Linked DNA regions of Homo sapiens: region 2 is linked to region 1. The links are chromatin contacts, found by Hi-C in ENCODE. All regions are on one chromosome and are shown on one strand. The core of a region is the stretch at or near the end of the contact, and the rest is flanking DNA. Distances in the headings are between cores, read along the strand shown.

The links. Hi-C counts contacts between places; a loop is a spot of excess contacts on that map. Pooled maps may share reads with other maps.
Region 2: a loop to region 1 is called in a map of heart right ventricle, with 20 times the contacts of the local background. The contact joins the promoter of SGCD here to the enhancer-like site in region 1. A Hi-C loop is called at or near these places in 4 of 168 maps with a recorded cell type or tissue (IMR-90, Right ventricle myocardium inferior, heart left ventricle and 1 more) and 8 of 50 pooled maps.

The regions. Positions count from the first base shown.
Region 1 is chr5:155,730,909-155,734,307 of GRCh38, forward strand. It overlaps a transcript of SGCD not described here. Among named protein-coding and RNA genes, the nearest start is that of SGCD, 590 kb to the right of the region's middle. Within about 2 kb of position 1,848, at least 2 of the 41 ENCODE cell types and tissues checked have a DNase peak (open chromatin) inside an H3K27ac peak, as active enhancers do; they include heart right ventricle, where a contact is called at or near this core.
Region 2 is chr5:156,325,649-156,329,047 of GRCh38, forward strand. SGCD (sarcoglycan delta) reads left to right here and starts at 1,516. Exons shown (of 9, transcript NM_000337.6): 1 at 1,516-1,584. The region is part of intron 2 of LOC124901120 (a long non-coding RNA gene); the gene reads right to left.

The DNA of each region.
Region 1 (3,399 bases), core at 598-3,097:
TAGAGTGATTTCCCAGATGTGTAGCACACACTGGGTGATTTAGCATGGGGCGCATGCCTCTCCACAAACATGCTGGAGCCTTGACGTTTGAAAGGGAGCCAGGAGCTGGGGGCCAAGAGGAGAATGGGCAGGGAGATATTATGCATTACAGAAAGACAGTCAGACAGTAGTACAGAGTCAGAGTAAGAAGAAAAAGGAGAAAGACAGAGGGGCACGAGAGGGAGGGACAGAGGGGCAGAAAGAGATGGAGAGAGAGGCAGAGACACACAGAGATAGAAAGAGAGAGGGAGGGCAGAGAGAAGACAAGAAAGTTACAGGGTAGACAGGGCAAAGAATAAGAGGAGGCAAGAGTGGCAGAGAGAAAGGGATGGAAGGGAAAATAAATCTGAAGAAGAGTGTGAGAAAAGAGAACAAAAAGGGAAAGGAGTGGGAATGGGTGGGGAAGTCAGATGGGGAGGAGGGAAAGGGTGGGGAAAGAGAGGTGCCCTGAAGACACATTATTTTTGTAGTTAATTTTCGTAAACCATGCTGCCATTCTAAGGACGTTGACATAGTCCAGATCCTTAAGTAGCCAGCCCTTGGTTCATGTTTGTTTCTCTGGGGAGTCATGAATTATGCAGAAATTGGACACCCACTTGGAACCCATTGGAGATGACACAAGTGTAGGAAGTTTAGATTCTTGGTAAATGCACACATGCATAAATGCATTTGTAGTCATTGTTTTTGTTTGTTTGTAGTTTTCTGGGTAAATACATGTTGGAGAATTGAGGCAGAGTGTTGGCTCACTGACAATATTTGCCAATGATTCTCTAACCTTGTTTTTAGAAAAATCTCTTCAGTAGCTTCCGAGAAATACAGACTACTGGACCCACTCCCCTGGGAGCCTGTTCCAATAGGGACCGGAATGTGCTACTTTGAGTGCCCCAGTTGGTTCTAAAGCAGGTGGTCCCTGAACCAGGCTTTGATACACGTGGTGTAGATGGTATAGCACCCTTCTCTAATTTGTTTCTGGATTTCTTCGTAAGAGATACTCTTTAACACCTCTCTCTCTTATGCTATTCTCTCCAGAAAAGCTTATTTCTTGTGAATTTCTCTTGATAAAAGGAGAAGCCCAAGGAAGTTGCTCAGCCAGGGTTACCTTCATCAGCCTCATTAATCACAGTAGTTCCAGGGGAAGGCAGATGGCTCCTCTGGTTGACCTTGTCAGGGGCTTTCACAACTAACAGGTACTGAGGACTCCTCAGGGCATTGCCTTCAGCATTCTTCATGTACTATCTGCCCATTTAAAACTCACAGAAAGCTATGCCACAGGCACTGTTATTATCATCTGCATTTTAGCTGAGGAAACTGAGACTTTGAGAAATTATATAATGTGTCTCAGAGAAATTACTTTAGTTGTCAGCAGTCTAACTACTAGAAAGTACAGTGCTAAAATTTGAGTCCAGGCGTGGTTGACTTCAAGATCTCTGGTCCTAATTATGTACCGTGGTAGCTGCTAATCCTAACACCCCATTCTAGGCTGATGGAGCCAAAAGTCCTTGGAGATCTTTCCCAAGCTTTCTCCCTCCCCACTCTACCATTTGAGAAAAACAAAAGTAGCTGAAGAAACTGGGAAGTGTCTTGCCAGAGATCCTATAACCAGTAGGTGCCAGAACTTGGACCAGCACCCAGTCTGGAGTCTCAGTCCAGCCTTCTTCTCACCACACCAGTAGTTGTCATGTGTGGCTAATCATCAAGGTCACTTACATCTTAGTCAAAACACAAGTTGCTGGACTCCCCTAAAGGCTTACTGAATCAAAACCTTGGGGCAGAGAGGCCAGAGATCTATATTTTTAGCCCATGCCCCAAGCCTACATCTATTTATACACTACCATTTTCCCCAGTTGTTCCCTCACTCCCGGATTCCAACACTGGATCCCTTCCAGACAGCTTCAAGAGGAGAACTCTGAGTCCCTCCTGCTTCCAGCCAAATAGAAATACAAAAAGTAGTAAACTCCATGCGTGTTGCAGCCCACTGATATGCAAGGAAACAAGCAGGTCCACCTGGAGGCAACTTTGCAAGCTCTTTGAGAAGTATAGCAATCACAGTGATGTTTGTTATACTCGTTTTTTTTTTTTTTTTTTTCCCAGTGCCAAGTCGGAAAGCACTTATGGAAACATCAAATGCTCCTTCGGTGCATGAGTGTCGGCATTTGTACTAATACTTGACACAAAATGATGCCATGAGCCAGGGCCAATGTGTCACTATGTCAAAAGTGTCAAGTTCAGTGTCCCAATTTAGTGGATGTAGCTGTGGTGTAAGAAACACCCCTTTCCTCCCCTTCATTATTAAGCTTTTGACTCCCTCAGAATAGATCAGTGCCTCATTCTGCAAGTAAAAAGGAGCTATCACACACACTCTGTCTCTTTCTGGCCCACTTAAATTGTTTTCTCAGTGACCTCAACATCTTTTCCCTTCTATTTCATTGAAAAGTGGCCAAAGGTACCAGACATCTTGTCCAGCAAACTGTTTTGTCATCTTTCCCTTTTCAGATCCAAATTTATCTTTTTGAATATTTTGCTTTTAACCCTGACCTCTTATTCAAGGGTGGTAATTGAGCCTTAGGTAGCTTTGATAAGCAACTCTCTGATACATGTATTTTAAATAACCACAGTCATTTATGGATAGAACACAAACCAAGGAATACCTTATATTTTTAAAGGGCTTCATTAATATGCTGGACACTTTTTTTTTTTTGCCATTTCAGTGGTCAGAACCTACTTTCCTGGGATGACTGGCAGTGGAGAAGTAAAAGTTGAAAGGAAACACTTAATGGTTAAGTTGGGCCCCGAGTGCAGACAACTAGGGGTCAAGGCCTACCCTCACCTGCCTTGCTTTTATAACTTTGGTCTGGTGATTTGACTTCATCAAGTCTCCATTTCTTCATGTACAAGTTGAAGACAGTAATAGGTTGTCTTATGTTGCAAGGATTTACCTTGATGAATGATTGAAGTGCTTAGCATGGTGTCCTGCGCACCTGTCAGCTAGCATTTTTACTGCTTTTTGTTAAATATTTGCTATGTGCCAGGTTCCATTTAACCCAGGAGCTGATGTTGGGAAGGTTAAGCAATTTGGCCAGTTCACACAGATTCTCTCTTTATTTTATTTTATTTTTATTTATTATATTATTATTATATAATATAATAATATTATTAATTATATTAATTAATATTGTTACTGATATTAATTATATTAATTAATAATGTTACTGTTATTATATTAATTAATAATATTACTGTTATTAATTATATTAATATAAATTAATATTATTATATGAGACAGGGTCTGGCTCTGTTGCCCAGGCTGGAGTTCAGTGGTACCATCTTGGCTCACTGCAACATCCACCTCCTGGGTCAAAC
Region 2 (3,399 bases), core at 266-2,765, 590 kb after region 1:
CATTTCTAGCTTCAGCTCTGGTATTAACTGTCTTTAAAACCCTGGACAAGTCATCTCATTTGTCTGGGCCTCTACTTCCCTCTGTAAAATGAAGGGTGGAAACAATTTGGATTGGATGATCTCTGGGGTGTCTCCAACTCCAAAGATCTGATTCTGTAATTGCATCTTGACCTTAGATGTGCACACACACCTCCCCACACCGCCTCCCACCCCACTGCTTCCCAAGGCGAAAATCTAATCCTGCTCAAAGTGCCCAGTGTAATTTGATGCTAAACTCACGACCCCACCGAATCCTATTACTTACAACATCCCCTCAAGAACATACAACACTTAAAATCTGGCAAGCCAGTTCTTTAGAATAAGTTGCCAATGGGGTGTGATTTTTGGAAGTAAAATGTTAATACCAAAAACAGAAAAAAGAAACAGTTCAAAACAAATGCTCCTCTCTCTTTAAATCACCTCTTTTCTACAATGTTACCTTGACAACTTTGCTCTGGCTCTTTAGATATGGGGGTTTTTCAGTGTGGGAGAAGAGGGGTGTCCTCCTGTTTTGAGGTTTCCTCTTGTTGCATGGAAAGGGAAAATGTCAAAGGTAGAGCATCAAATCCAGCAGAATGTACACAGGGCATCTTGAGGGAGTGTCATCCAGAAATAATCACAGGTGCACAGAATTAGGACGCATTCTGATTCAAAGTACATTCTTTTCTCTTTTCTATTTTCCATAACCATAACACACATTCCAACAGCCTATAAAATGTTACATTTTTGGACCAGCACTGTTGCAGAACAGAGAGCAACAAAAGTGCCTGAAAAATAATTGCATTATTTTTAGTTGCTGCAGCAAAAAATGTACATATCAGGTTGAGGGGACAGCTCCGAAGAACTGTACCAGTGTGGAAATGCTAAAAATATTGCTCCCCCTCAAGCAATTGAAATTTTGAGCAAAGATTTAGGAAGCGGCAGGTAGGGAGATCAAATTAGAATTTACATCTCTCAGCTGTAATAAGCTTGTTATCAGGACTGGCAAGAGCTCAGGGGGCTGACAGGGGTCAGCTGGGGACTCAAGTGTAAGGAGCAAGTGAAAAAGGAGCAGTGTTGAGCAGAAGAAAGAGAGGACTTATCTCCAGCATCTAGCACTACAGAGCAGAGGCTGTGTGGAGAATGGCTGAAAAATCAGAATTGGTTGTAGAAGCAGTTTTCTTTCTGGTTGTGAGTATGAGCCCGGCAGACACCATGAGCGCTGTTGCAGGGGAGTCGGCCTGTGCTTGACACATGTGTTTCCCATTGATAGCTGGAGACAGCCCAGTAGCTGTGAGTCGGTCTGACAAAGCCATATTGAAGTACGGAGTACGGTTTCAAAGCAGTCAGAAAAAGAACGGGAATGCTGTTCAGGAAATTCTTCAGGCATGGGCAGGGACTTGGCTGCAGTTCTGCAGTTGGAAAATCTGACTGGGGCAGCTTCTGAGCGCAGGCTGGGCCTGCACACACTCAGCGGGCCGAGTGGCCACCTCCTTCAGAGCTGCTCAGCACGCCCTGGGATCGCGGGCGGTTTTCATCGGCCGGTTTGTGAAACGGACAAGAGAGGTAGGGTACTGTTCAGTTCTTGCGTTTGCACGCGTCTGTTCACTTTCTAAGCTATCTGCCTGCTGTATTTGCAGGCACTCCGAGTTTTTAGTGTGTGCATGTGTGTGTGTGTGAATTAGCAAGTTAGAACTCCGTCATGTAAACAGTTGGCATGGGGCTCCAATCTGTGCTTTTCCCCCTTTAAGGTCTGATTTTCAGCAGGGCAGAGAGACTTCTTTTGAAAGTTAGGATTTAGCTGGCAACGTTATTGTGTAAAGAGGAGTATGTGAATTCCTTATGTTGTCACCCTGCTCCAACCATCTGTAACTTTTCCTTTCTGCGTGGAAGGGCCGTTCACTGGCAAGGAAGATAATTTCAGATGAAACTGTCTGTGTGTTTTGCTTCACTTCGCAAGAGTTTTAATGGGGAGTTTTTTGTTGTTGTTGTTTTTTAATAGTAGAAAATGGCTCTCATTTTAGGAGGGAATCAGAGTTTGAAGTTTCTACGTTGGATGACACTTTCAGAGTGTCGAAACAGATATGTGTGTATGGGTTTCTAAAATCTTTTATATAGGAGTTTGACTGTCATTATCTGGGATTTGACTGTCAGTGATATATTTGCCTAGAATTATGCTGGATCAACATTTGTAATTCTGTTTCTATAATCATTTCCAATTTTCTCACTTGAAGTAATTTGCAGTTTTACTCTCAAAAAACACTTCTGTATTTTAGGAAACATAGATAATAAAAAAGTAACAGAAAATGGCAGTTTACTCAAAATTCTTCTTAAAGGACAGAGACATGATGGTGTGAATTTTATTTCATTGATCTCTTGGTTTTATTTTACACCTTACTGCAAAAGAGCTTTTTATAAAAATCAAAGTTTTAAAAATTTTCAGCACAACAGGGATCTTAGTGTTCCTCTTCAGTTTTGGTTCTTCTTTATCAACTCTATTGCAGTATAGATTTTTTCCTCTCATAGGAAAGCTATACCTTGTTTTATGTACAGCATTTAGAAAACACACAGTACAATGTCATTGCATTTGAGAGACTGGTTCAGCCCAAAGCCGAGCTAAACCTTACAACTGCTTTACAATTACTAGCACAGCAATCTGTGACAACATTGGTTTTTTCCGAACGGGGCTTGGCCAAAAGTCTGGTTGGGGAGATGGATGAATGAATGGAATCTTGGATACTTCTTGAGTAGCTGAAGAGTGACTAGACCTCTTAGGGTGGATCTCTGTGACAACAGGTGTGCATTTACTTGTGTCCTACAATCTTTAAACAAGTAGCTAATAGAAGAGCCTGAAGTTAATGCTGAAAGAAAAGTGGAGAGCCAGCATTTCTCATTGCTTCCTCTGCATAAGACCTAGAATGAGAAGGCACACATTCTGTCCTGTTGGTAGAAGGTCAGGATTTTCAGCCAGCGATTTTCTTTTTTCTTCCAAGTGTTGTACTTGGAGGAGGGACCTGGGACAGGACTGGCAGCAGGATATCTTTAAGAGATGGTTCATGAACATTTTCTTTATTAGTTTCATCTTCGTGTTGGGGTGGTGTGGGGAGGGTTTGGGGACTGCAGGGCTTGAGGAAAGGAAGGGGGTGTAGTTAGAAGTCAGGATGGACTGTGACCTTATTTTTTTCTCTAAAGTGCCTAATGAGTGAGAAAAATGCCAAGACAGATTAGGAACTGGCATGAACCGTAGTCAAGCCCACTGCCAATGAAAAAGGGAGCCTTCCATGAGCTCGGGTGTCATACTCCTCTATATTTAGCGTGCGTCAAGCATTGAGCAGAAGAGGCGTGAAATAGCAACTCCAGGTTGCAGGATTATAAAGAGCA